Regions from separate parts of the Homo sapiens genome. Here region 1 is linked to region 2. The links are chromatin loops, found by intact Hi-C in ENCODE. Cell type or tissue: Calu3. All regions are shown on one strand. Links, peaks and the distances in the headings refer to the core of each region. The heading gives the core; the rest is flanking DNA.

Region 1 (5,000 bases), core at 1-5,000, 75 kb before region 2:
GGCTTGGTATTCTGACGTTGTATAGAGGGGAAAAGAAATCACTTTAAATCTTTTGCTCCATATTGATAAATTCTGAAGACTAGGGACATTGCTTACATCTCCCCATTATTTTTAAATTAGGTTTGCTTTCTGATAATACAAGGACTAATAAAGTGTTTTCATGAGGAAAAGAGAATTTGAAAAGGAATGACTATGAAAATAGTCTGTTTTTACATAAGTATCTGGGGATTGAAGTTATTCTGGAAATTTTACCTGGCTATTTTAGTGGAAATGTAAACAGTACCTAGAAGGGATTTCGTATAAAAAATGGTGAGGGTTGTCCAAAAGAATTTGTACAGCCCACTCCTAAAATGCAAAGTATTGCAATATACATCTTTGTGTAAATTTTAGCCTTTGCTAGAAAATACACAGTTTTTAAATGGATCCTTAATGAGTAATTCCCAATTAGTCTGGCTCTTTCAAGGTCAAACAGTAAAATGTGCATGGAAATTGGGCAGATAGCTGCATAGTAGTCAGAAACAAAGCACTGAAGTCAGCATTTACAGTGGCAGATTCCGGTCCTTGCACTGTCACTCAGCACAGCATTAATTTTGAGTTCTAATTTGGGTGACATAGATCTAACATATTTAGTGTTCTTTTGGAACTTTCCTTCAGATAAGATTCTAAATATAAAACAAAAAATGTGTCATGTTCAAACTTTTCAGGTTATACAAATTATATAAATTTATTTCAGTTTTATTCACTACCAGTAAGTACAATTATTTTTACTCCTTTCTATAGGACTTTGTTGACCTCATTCTTTTATTCTGTTGTATTTTACTGAAATATGAATAATGGATATACATATACAAATATACACACACATATTTTATCCATCGCCCTACTCCACCTCCAAAGTTGAAGAGTAAATATGTTTTTCATTCTCCACATGACTTCTCCAAGGGAGTCTTCTATTATTGTTAGTAACTATACAATTGTCCAGTGTTTCCACAATAAGCTATTATTGAATGGGATTTTTTGGGAAGTCTTCATTTACAAAATTATACTGGAAGATAATTTATTTTCTTTTACGTTAAAAGCCTGGCACCATAACTCCTTTAGGGAAAAGAAATTTAAGATAGAAGGTGAGCCCCTGAGGCTATGGGTTAGCCCACAGGTTCTTAATCTGGTCTACACATTAGAATTACCTAGGGAGCTTTCTGAAAGCACTGATTTCTGCCCCCCTTCCTCCACCAAGGCTGTGATCTTGATTCCACATCTGGGTCAATTCTGTGTGAAACAGCATCAGTATGTGCACATCAGCTTCTAAGTTAATACTGGTTGAAAAGTTTTAAAGTTGTCTTATTTTCTGGGAGATGGACTTTAGGAGACTAGCTACAGCGCTGCAGAAAAAATGAGCAGCATTTAATGTTATGTGTGCCTAGTGGCTTTTCCCAACACCCGTGTCTCTCTCTATTCCTGTGCTCAAGCAGCCTTCCATTCTAATGCTACATCTTAATATTTAATGTGCTAAAAAAGTTAAAGAAGTGATTAATGTTAATAAAAAATATTCTAAATTATGTGGAAATACAAGTAGTAAAGCAAATGTTAGCTCTTACCGTTAGCCCACAGCCAAGTTACGTTTTGGTAACTAGAGGAAGAGGGTAATGTTTTGGCTATATTAGCTATAGTACACAGAGAGTTGATTAAAAAAAAACAGAGTCATTTTTGCCTTAAAACCATATACATATTTTCTTAATGTGTAGTATTATTTTCTGATGGTTTTTTTTTTTTTTTTTTGAGACAGAGTCTCGCTCTGTTACCCAGGCTGGAGAGCAGTGGTGCGATCTCAGCTCACTGCAACCTCCGCCTCCCGGGTTCAAGCGATTCTCTTGCCTCAGCCTCCCAAGTAGCTGGGATTACAGGCACGTGCCACCACACCCGGCTAATTTTTTGTATTTTTAGTAGAGACAGGGTTTCGCCATGTTGGCCAGGCTGGTCTCAAACTCCTGATCTCAGGTGATCCACCCCCCTCAGCCTCCCAAAGTGCTGGGATTACAGGCGTGAGTCACCGCGCCCAGCCTCTGATGGAATTTTTAGTATGTGTGTAATATTATATCATCCTATGAAAGAAATAAAATTTTTCTACCTGTAATGTTACTAATGAAAATTGGTAATTTGTATAAAAGGATTTGAATATATCTTTAGTCATATACCACCACATACCATTTGCAATCATATGTAAATTTAATCATTCTGTGCCTAAGAATAGAATAAACTCTAGACCATTCTCAGATGTACTCGCCTGGATTACTGCTTCAAGTTGATTAAAAAGTTGGTGCTATTGCTACCTAGTTAAGAGACTGAGAGATACATTATCTTTTCATTTACTGACAATTCCATTTATTGGTCTCAAACTGTCCCTATGACCTTGTAACTGATCTTGTAACTATTAGGGTTACTGTTACAAAGAAGAGAAATCAGGTTCCTGGTTTAAAAGAAAAGAAATCAATTCTGGTTAATTTAAGCAGAAATGAGTTTTACTATAGGGATGTAGGACTACTCAAAGTTGTTCAGGAAAATTGGAGGTCAGGCTTCCCAAACAGGCAGGAACCAAGCAAAGACAGGCAGAAAAGGATCAGAGCCTCAAGTGAGGTTACTTTGCAAGATCAATCTGGTCATAGCAGCCATTAATTCCACTGACCACAGCACTGTAAGACACCACTGCCACTGTGCATTACTGCAGAAACCACTAGATGTCATTGCATTCACTGTTGTCCACTACAACCTGGACTAAATTTGAAATTGTCGCTTTAGCTTTATATTCATAACCCAAATTAACATCTCTTGCAGAAGCATTCGATCTGCTGAGCCAATATCACCTGCCCATACACCTCGAATGCCATGGCCTGGAGGAAGGAAAGTTCATCCTCTTTTGGCTTGTATACTAGGAGCTGGGGTTCTGGATTCCAACAAGATTCTAGGAGTGGAGTATTTCTTAAAATACAAAAGGAGTTTGGAAGATTGACAGCCATAAAAAAGGCATATTTCTACCACTCCCCACCTCTATCTGGCAATACACATGTGAAAAGAGTGATAACTCTATTCATTAGTGGAGTTTGCAGAGGGGGTATACATTCTATTGATAATGAATTTGTAGAATCAACTTCAAATATGAACCACACACAAAGTTATCATTAATTAATTTGGAATAATGGACTGAGGGATCAGGTAAAATTTCTGTTTTGTCATTTTGATAACTGTGACCAAGACAGGTCATGAAAACATATACTAAGAGCCTTACACATAAGCAATGAATTACAGTTGCCAACATAGTTTGACTTGATGGGTAAAAGATTTGATGACTACAAATTTGACATTATTTCTAATGAATAGCAACAGATTTACAACATATCAATATTTATGGGATGTAAGTAAAGCAGGAGTTAGATGGAGTTTTATAATTTCAAATTGTAATACTAGAAAATAAGAATAATTTAAAACCATAAACTTGTTTCCATTTCAGGAATCCCATAAAAGAGCTAATTAGTAGAGCAAAGAAAATTTAAAAAGTAAGAGGTGAGGACTATAAAATAGAAAGCAAACAATGTGGATAATTTTAAAGGCCCCAAAACTGGTTTGTAGAAAATATTCATTAATATAATTCATCATATTAACTGAACATAAAATGGGACAAAATCATCTCGTAGATGCAGAAATTATTTTACAAAAGTCAACAACCTTCATAATTCTTTTTTTTAAGAGACTTTTATTAAGAGGCCTTGCTCCTTTTTCCAGGCTACAGTGTAGTGGCCAATCACAGCTGACTGCATCCTCAAATTACAGGCTCAAGGGATCCTCATCCTCCTGAGTAGCTAGGGACCAAAGACAGCCACCACCATGCTTGACCAAATTCTTGTTGTTTTCTTTGTAGACATAGAGTCTCACTATCTTGTCTAGGCTGGTCTCAAACTTCTGGCCTCAAGCTATCCTTCCACTTTGGTCTCTCAAAGTACTGGGATTATAGGCATGAGCCACCATGCCAGGCCCATTCATAAGTTTTAAAAAGTATTCACTAAGTTAGTAATTGATGAGACAAACAAATCATAAAGAAAAATATTTATTAAACATATGAAAAAGTGCTCAACATCACTAGTTGTTAGGAAAATTCAAGTGAAAACCACAGTGAGCTACCACTACACATTCGCTAAAATGGCTAAAATTAAAAAGACTAGCCATACCAAATGTTAGTGAGGATGTAGAGGAATTGGAACTCTTATAATGTTGTGATGGGAATGTTGTGATATAGCCACTATGGAAAACAGTTTGGCAGTTCTATATAAAGTTAACACACACTTACCATATTACCCAGCAATTCTACTCCTAGGTATTTACCCAGAGATAAATGAAAATATTTGTTCACACAAAGACTTTTACACAAATGTTCACAGCAGCTTTATGCACAATAGCCTAACATTGGAAACAACCTAATCAACCATCATTAAGACAAGGAATAAATAAACTGACATTTCATACAATGGAATACTGCTAAGTCATTAAAAGGCACAAATTACTGATACATGCAACAACATATGAATCTCAAACATACTCATGAAAGAGACAGAGGAAAAAAACATGGTGTGTGTGTGTGTGTGTGTGTGTCACATGATTCCAGTTACATAAAGTTCTTAAATAGGCAAAACAAATGTAAGGTGAAAAAAATCAGAAGAGTAGTTTCCTTAGGGTTTTGAAGAGTTTTCTTATTTCTAAGAAGGGAAATTAGAAAACTTTCTGGTAAAGGATACATTCTCTAACTTGTTAGGGAAGAGCTACATGGGTATGTGCATTTTTCAGATCTCATTGAATTGTATCCTTATGATCTGTACATTTTAACTTATGTGCATTTTATCTCAAAAATAAAACTTTAACAAATATTAAATTCTAGTTATTAGGTATGTTTTTGTAGCTTATCAATTCTGAAACTTCCTTTTGTGTGGTCTAGCTTGACAAAATGAACAAAT
Region 2 (8,555 bases), core at 2,128-7,127:
CCAGACATATATCAAGAAATAGCTCAGATTTTTCAGCTTTCCTCATTTACAGTTTCAGGGCAAGATCTGCCATCGATTTTTGCATATGACTCTGATTGATTCCAGTGGGAGTCCTGCACACAATTGGGCAGTACAAAATGATCCCTAGCCTAGCAGTCTGTGCTCCTCCCATAGAGATATGTTATAGTTTCCAATTCTAAACATTTCTGTTTCCTAAATCCTCTCCTCAGATCTTCAGAATTTTCTCCCTATCTCCTTTAATATATGAAAGCATAAATTCTAAAACTTGGGTAAACCATTTTTATGTATAATCTTAACTTAATATTTCTTTAACACACAGTCATTATGGCCTCAGGTGTCTGGAAGTTTCAAACGCTATTATAAGCTCTGAATTTCCAAAGGAAAAATTATAAGTTATAATAATCTTAGGAATAATGCACAGCATATAGTGAGATTGTTAATGAGAGCAAGTAGTTGTATACTTCTACTCTGTTGCCAACAGAGATAAATATGATTTGTTCTTTTCACAGTTAGGAATTGTGTCATTTAGGAGCCCTTCTGCTTCAAGTAACAAAATATGTGAGTGAAAGTGGCTTAAACATTAATAACACTTTAGTGTCTCACTTACCAAGACTCCTTGGAGAAGAAGTTTCAGAGTTGGTTACTTTAGCTGTTCAGGAGGCTGAGGCAGAAGGATTGCTTGAGCCCAAGAGTTTGAGATCAGGCAGAGAAAAAAAGCAAAGTTTCATCTCAAAAGAAAAAAATAAGTCAGAGCTCTAGGTTGGCTTCCCTGCTACTTTGTTGGTTCCCCCTCGTGGTCACAAAATAGCTGCAGCACCTCCAAGCTCTTGCCACCATGTCACATCTCCCAAGGGGTGAAGGAGGAGTGTAGGCTTTCACTTCATTGTTTATTGCCTAGAGCTAGGGAGTGTGAGTTTAACTCCACCTTTCCTGCTCACATTTCAGTCATACACCTGAACAAAATCAGAATTCAGAGTTTCGTTTGCAATGAAGTGGGAGGAATTGTTTAGAGCCATGAGTCAATAGGGTCTACAGCTGAAATTCCTTGCCTGACAACAACAGAAGCCACATTTATTAGTTATTTTGCATGACTACTTTTGGGTTAGTCACATGTGTAAAGAAAGTTCTTGACAAACATACAGAATATGTGTGTGTGGGAGAATGGTGCCCAGGAACCCAAAATACTTTTTCTCCAATCAAGGACCCCATTTCAAATAAGCTACCCCATCGTCAGAGATGTCAAAGTGACTTGTGGAATACCTCAAGAATACCTAATTATCTTCACTTTATCATTAATCCTAACATGAGTAGATATTTATTTAATTATGTGTCCATTCACATGAATGCTAATGGTACAAATCTTGAAAAATATCTATGCTTTTATTTTCCTATATACTCTACTTAAGAACAAACTCTAAGACCTTGAGCTATAATGCAGGCAGGAATGAAAGCAAAGAATGAAAGGGAAAAAGGCTAGCACATAGAGTGCCAAACAAGGAAGGGAGTGTGCTATACCCAAAAATGATCAGAAGCCAGAGATCAAATAAAAATAATAGTTTCAATGTGGGGCTGGTATTAAAAACAGAAAAATACCCAAAAGCCAGAGGCCAAGACATGGCCACGGATGAAAGTAAGCACCTAAGAGCAAGCAAAAAATGCAGAATCTCTGTGTTAAGACAAGACAGAGTTAAGAGTGAGAAACCACAAATGAAAGATTAAAAAATGTGACAACCACGCAATAGAAAATCTACAGATGAGTCAACAGCCCTTCCAACAGGAAAGAAAATAGCTGCAAGAAACATGTGCACCAGCTTACCCAAATTGTGTAAATAAAACCATATCTGGCACAAGTGGGAACATTGAATTGTATGTTACACTTAAAATAAGTGAATTATATGGTATGTAAATTATACCTCAATAAAATTATCCCATTCCTCCCTCTCACAAACAAGTAATGCAGTTTCTTCATTGGTGCTCTCCCTCTGTCTTGGGTACCTGCCTTTGGATACAGCCATTATGTGAGAAAGCCCAGGACTGATGCTGAGGCTATGTATAGATGTTCCAACCAAAGCTTCTGCTAGACACCTAGCTGACAGGCAGCATCAACTGCCAGACACTTGGGTGAGCAAGCCTCTAGATGATTCCAGCCCCAGCTGAGGATTCAGTCATCATGGAGTAGAAGCAAGGCATCCCTGCATGCCCTGTCTGAATTCCTGACCCATAGAAGCCATGAGAGAAAATAAGTAATTATGGCTTTAAGCCACAAAGTTTTGGAGTAATTTGCTATACCAATAAATAGCTAATACTGACACTAATGAAATCACCATACAAATGATTGCAAAATGACAACTGTGACAAGTCATGAAAGGAAAAAGCATCTGGAACAGTGAGAGTATATAATTGGGAAATAAATTTATTTCCCACAATAAATCCACAAAAATTCACGGAGTCAGTAAAGGCTTATAGTTCCAATATACTGAATGAATGGGTACTAAGTACAGTCAACGAGTAATTGTAAAATGATTTTGTCGGAGAGATGGGAAGGTAGGCATGAGCATAGGTTTGTTAGACAAGCCTCCCAGGTTGGTGACTCTATCACAACCAGCTATGTGACCTTGGAAAGGTAACCTCTCTGAGCCTCAGTTCCTTCTCTGTAAGACAGATGTTTGGGAGGATTGAATGAGATGGTGCATGAGCTTAGTATACAGCTTGATTGAATATTAATTCAATGGTTGTTATTATTATTATGAAGTGCTTGGGTTTCCCCCAATGGCATGGCCCCAAACAATCTCTTCCAGAAAGGTTACTATTTAGCTATGGGTTTTAGAGACATGGAAATAATAAATTTTTTAAAGTCCATTTTATGAACAAATTGTTTAAGTGCAAACATATTCTTCTCACATTTCTAATTTCCGAGCTCCCTAATTAATTGCTCCTAGTCATTAGTAAAAAATAATCATAGAATCAAGTTGCAATTTCTGCTAAACAGTTAAAGTGTGAGGTTTTCATTTATTTGTTACATGTAATTTATGAAATTTGATAGTAAATATCATTTCAGATGATGCCTTCATTGTTAGGGATGCAGTTTTGCTATGTCTTTTTTTTGCAAAACTATTTATCAGCTGATAGCTTTTTCTATATGGTATTTGCTATTTTAGAGAACAGGTCAGGAGTCAAAAATAATCTAAAATACAGGAATGGAAGAAGTAAGTTTACTTTTTTTCTTTCATTAAAGTTATTGCATATTTGTGGTCTGAGAAGCTCATCAGTAAGCCAGCAGGGTAATAAGCAGTTTCCAACAAACATAGCCTGCTGCAGATAGCCAGAGAAGACACTATGAATCAGATTCATCTGATATTGGCATCTGTTGTAATTCACTGAATGACTTGAGAGGGGATCAAAAAGGAAGTCTAACCTCTAGTACAGAACAAGCATGCATTTGGAGCTCTGTATTTTCACTGTATCATTTTGCTGCTTCAAGAATGTTGGCAAAGAATTGTCATCTAAGGACATTTGTAAAGTAAAGAGCATCTTTCTAAGATTTAGGGTAAAGTCTTATCTGTACCTTACCTGTCTTTCTGTGCTTCGTGCCTTGCATGATTCCTAGATCATAAGAGGCACTCGATTAATGTGTGCTGAGCTGAATTGAAGTGTCAGGTCAGAAAGTAGACTCAAAGTCTTCAGAAGAATTCTTTGTAAAACCTTGAACATAAAGATGTTTCTCTCCTAAGCCCAAGAAAGCCACACTATAGCTGCTGCTGTACTTTGCTCTCTCAATCTAGGCCTTTTCCCTGGCTTGGACTCTACAGTATAGCACGGTAGATAAGAAAAAAATCTGTGGAGTAAGCCTGGCTGAGTTTAAATCCCAGTGCTGCCACTTGCCAGCTGTGTTACCTTGGGCAGTCTCTGAGCCTCAGTATTTCATTTGCAAAATGAAGAATAGCAGTGGCTACTTGTTAAGATTATCGTGAAGAATAAATCCGTAAGTTCATGTAAAGTCAGTAGACTGTAGCTGGCATATAATAAGCAGTCAATAAATGTTTCTTGTAATGACAGGCAGCCAATCTTGTATTGTTCTGGGCATGCAGCCCAGGGCCATGTCCCTGTTTAGGAAGCCACACAGACCACTGCAGCAGAGAATTCTCTTTGAACTCACACACTCTGAGAAAAATGACTGGAGGAGGTTTTCTTTCCCCCAGCACTCTAGAGAGTATGGTGTATGGAGACTCACACTGTCAATCCTTGGAAACCCCAGCTGTGAACAAAAACACAAACTTCTTTTATTTGTGGGCAGTCAGTTGGTTTCCTGTCAATTTCATTTTAATTAATGACAAATGTGTCCTGAAAATTCAACCAGTCCTTGATTTTTCTCAGCAAATTAGGCATTCTTGCCACACTTCCCCAAAACATCACTAGCCACATTCAGAAACACCTCGTTTTTGGTATACTTTAAAATACGTATTTTAAAGACTTGAAATGCTGCCACCTAGAGACTACAAATTCATAAAGATAACTACAACAGTGATCATGAAAGACCACTAAAATAGAACTTGGATAGGCATTCTAAATGTCACTGTAAAATTTTGTAATATAAATGGATTATGTACCTATTTTGTATAAAACAAATACTATCAAGCAAAAAAAGTAAAAATAATTCAGAGCAGAAATAAATAATTCTCATTATAATTAATATTTCTAAACGAAATGTCCATCACAGGCAATATACTATTGTTGTTTTAATGTGGAATCATCCCTCCCTCAGAGCAGAATGGAAATTTATGGTGTTGAGAACATCTTATCTTCTGGCTCACAGTCCACACCCAGGTGGTGAGGTTCCACCTGCTGAACCCTGATAAACCATACACATCTTCAAGAGAACAGAGACCAGATGGTGCATGCAAAACCTAGAGCCTAATCTACAGGCTTTCTGTGTCTCTATACTATATGAATCTCTTCCTGTCCGTACACCTTTGGGTAAACCATATTTTTATGTCCAGGGATTAAAACTACATGGTGAAGGATGAGGCATAAATAGCTAGTTATTTGGCTACTATTTGAAATTTTATAAAAATTGGAAGAAGAATTGAAGACAATTGTTATTTCCATTACACAAGAAAGAATATTTTGCTAACACTATCCATTATTCACAAGGAAGAAAAATCCAACCATGAATATATTGAAGTTTTCTACACTTTCCATTACTATATGACCACTGCATCCTTTCCAGACTTCAAATCTCTCTTGCTGAATTGCAGCCTTTGAAAATCGTTACTACCTTTGATTCTTTTTAAGCAATTTTTGTTTTTGAATGTTTACACCCACCAGCCTGTCTCTTTAGTCTGGTCTAATTTTCATTCAGCTACTGACAAAAGGGCAAAGTCGTTTCACAGCCACCTACAATTGTCCAGTCTGTAATGGAATGGAATAAGATAATCATGAAGATATTAGAGATAATTTAGCTCATTTGATAGAAAATGTTACATTTAGGAAAAAAATATATTAAAAATTCTACCCCTGGTGGCTACAGTCCAACAAATACTTGGAAACCTGCAAGTCTGTGGAGAATAAGTCACCTTGCCTTTCATTACACAGTGGACCAAGTAGCAACCCAGTTTCCCAATTATCTTCAAGAAGTGTCAACAATAGAAGATCTGATATTCTGTTTTTAAAAAGAAAAGTGTCATGATCACTATAATCCATTTATTTAGTGGATGGACTCTCATACAGTACATAATGGGCTTGAGATATAAACTTGGATCTCAATGTTGAAAGCCGGGTAGGATTTGATTAAATCTATCTAAATGCAACCATAATACAATTGTAGATTTCAATTAGGAAGAAACATGACCACACCAAAAAGATAATATTGCATTACATTTGTTCTGGAAGGCTGGATCAAGGATAAGAAAACTGGAAGTAATGAAAAGTTCCCTTTAATTTTTTTTTCTCTGTATCTTATCATGGTTTTGCTCTGCTACTGTCAAATTCGAGAGTAGTTGATTCTTTTAAGGAGAATATAAATCAGATTCTCATTTTTTCTGCAAACTCCATACTGAATTGAATTTTTAAAATTATTTTATAATGCCTTTTGTTAGTAATTCTTTTGAATGCTTTTTATTGATATTCTACTTCAAATGGGTAAAGAAAATGTGTGAGTAAAGGATTCATAAACCATGTGAAACTGAAATAAAGGGAAAAATAAGAAAGCACAGCAAATAATTTCTGAGATAGAAACCCGGTCTCCCCTCAACACACACACATACACATATACATACACATACACATACACATACACATACATACACATACACACACACATACACATACACATACACATACATACACATACACACACACACACACACACACGTGAAAACAAGAAGAAATAGAGTCATGTCAAAGTAAAACATCTCTGAACCATTGAAAGAGACAAATGTCAGCATGCAAATAATTTCATATACCTACATCATATGTTGAAGTCAGAAGATTCCATTTCACGGAAATTAAAATTTGCCTCGTGTGAAACCTCCAAACAGAGAGAGGACAGAGGATAGAATAGAACCTATTCTATCCACTCCACGCTCCTTAAAGTTGAGTCCAAAGTAATGATTCTAGAATTTATCTGTGGTGAGAATCCTCTGGTCAAGGATTTGTTCAGATTCTAACAAGTGGGAGACTTTTTGTAAAGGAATTTTCCCTCATTGGTTTTAGTGCTTCCTCTAAAGTTATGATCTATATAAGAGCAGGAAAATAATACAAGAGCTATGCCTTAAAAAATGCTGAATTTTGTTCTGTATACAGAATTACTTTGTAGCATTCAATGACTCATTCATTTAACAGTCAGTAATTTAACCGTAAATAACATACCTAAATTGTACTGGGTTTGCAATATTAGATAATCTCTTTATTCATCAAAATCATAATAGTTATAATAGGTAAGAACATGTGTGATACAAAACAATACATAAATGCTAAAAGTGAAAGAAATCAGAATTCAATGGATTCCTAGTATTTTCATTCATAATAGTACAATAAACGGTACCCCATCTAAGTATGACCAGTTTTTCCCCTGAAATGATCTAAAATGTAGCATCATTTTGTCATCAAATTGCAAAGTCCAGTTTCATACTGCATCTAGGAACACCTTTGATACATACGGCTTTCTCAATATACCAAGATGACATAAGCCAGGCAGAATAGAATTAATAGGAAATTTTGTTGACTATCGTGCCCACTAACATCATAGGAGCAGATTATACACAATCAAAAAAAAGCTCAAAGGAATAAAGTTTTCTCTAAAGTTTTTTTCATATTAAAATATCTCCTCCAATTCCTTTTCAATTCAGGCCTCAAACCAATCCCCAGCATTTTATTAAAAAAAAATAAGCTGTTATCAAGAAATCTAGAAGAAAGGTGCTTTTGATACTTGTTTTTTGTTTGTTTTATTATACTTTAAGTTCTGGGATACATGTGCAGAACATGCAGGTTTGTTATATATGTATACACATGCCATGGTGGTTTGCTGCACCCATCAACTCATCATCTACATTAGGTATTTCTCCTAATGCTATCCCTCCCCAATCCCCCTTCCCCTGGATAGGCCCCCTAGTATGATGTTCCCCTCCCTGTGTCCATGTGTTCTCATTGTTCAACTCCCACTCATGAGTGAGAACATGTGGTGTTTGGTTTTCTGTTCCTGTGTTAGTTTGCTGAGAATGATGGTTTCCAGCTTCATCCATGTCCCTGCAAAGGACATGAACTCAACCTTTTTTAAGGCTGCTTAGTATTCTATGGTGTGTATGTGCCACATTTTCTTTATCCAGTCTATCAATGATGGGCATTTGGCTTGGTGCCAAGTCGTTGCTATTGTAAACAGTGCTGCAATAAACATATGTGTGTATGTGTCTTTATAGTAGAATGATTTATAATCCTTTGGGTATATACCCAGGAATGGGATTGCTGGGTCAAATGGTATTTCTGGATCTAGATCCTTGAGGAATCGCCACACTGTCTTCAACAATGGTTGAACTAATTTACACTCCCACCAACAGTGTAAAAGTGGTCCTATTTCTCCACATCCTCTCCAGCACCTGTTGTTTCCTGACTTTTTAATGATCGCCATTCTAACTGGCGTGAGATGGTATCTCATTGTGGTTTTGGTTTGCATTTCTTTAATGACCAGTGATGATGAGCATTTTTTCATATATTTGTTGGCTGCATAAATGTCTTCTTTGGAGAAGTGTCTATTAATGTCCTTTGCTCATTTTTTGATGGGGTTGTTTTTTTTTTCTTGTAAATTTATTTAAGTTTCTTGTAGATTCTGGATATTAGCCCTTTGTCAGATGGATAGATTGCAAAAATTTTCTCCCATTTTATAGGTTGCCTGTTGACTCTGATGATAGTTTCTTTTGCTGTGCAGAAGCTCTTTAGTTTAATTAGATCCCATTTGTCAATTTTGGCTTTTGTTGCCGTTGCTTTTGGTGTTTTAGTCATGAAGTCTTTGCCCATGCCTATGTCTTCAGTGGTATTGCCTA

The links. Peaks named below come from ENCODE experiments on the same cell type or tissue, not always from the same donor. Only the 100,000 strongest peaks of a DNase experiment are listed, where the experiment ranks them.
Region 1: a loop joins it to region 2, with 13 times the contacts of the local background. A loop is called at or near these places in 3 of 110 quality-filtered maps.

Annotation. Positions count from the first base shown.
Region 1 is chr6:96,392,210-96,397,209 of GRCh38, forward strand. The region is part of intron 1 of UFL1-AS1 (UFL1 antisense RNA 1); the gene reads right to left. Among named protein-coding and RNA genes, the nearest start is that of UFL1-AS1, 130 kb to the right of the region's middle. In Calu3, for the core only: no CTCF peak of the experiment used is centred there; a DNase peak (open chromatin) is centred at 2,722.
Region 2 is chr6:96,464,627-96,473,181 of GRCh38, forward strand. All of the region lies in intron 1 of UFL1-AS1 (UFL1 antisense RNA 1), which reads right to left. Among named protein-coding and RNA genes, the nearest start is that of UFL1-AS1, 53 kb to the right of the region's middle. RefSeq lists an enhancer at 1,595-1,644. In Calu3, for the core only: no CTCF peak of the experiment used is centred there; no DNase peak of the experiment used is centred there.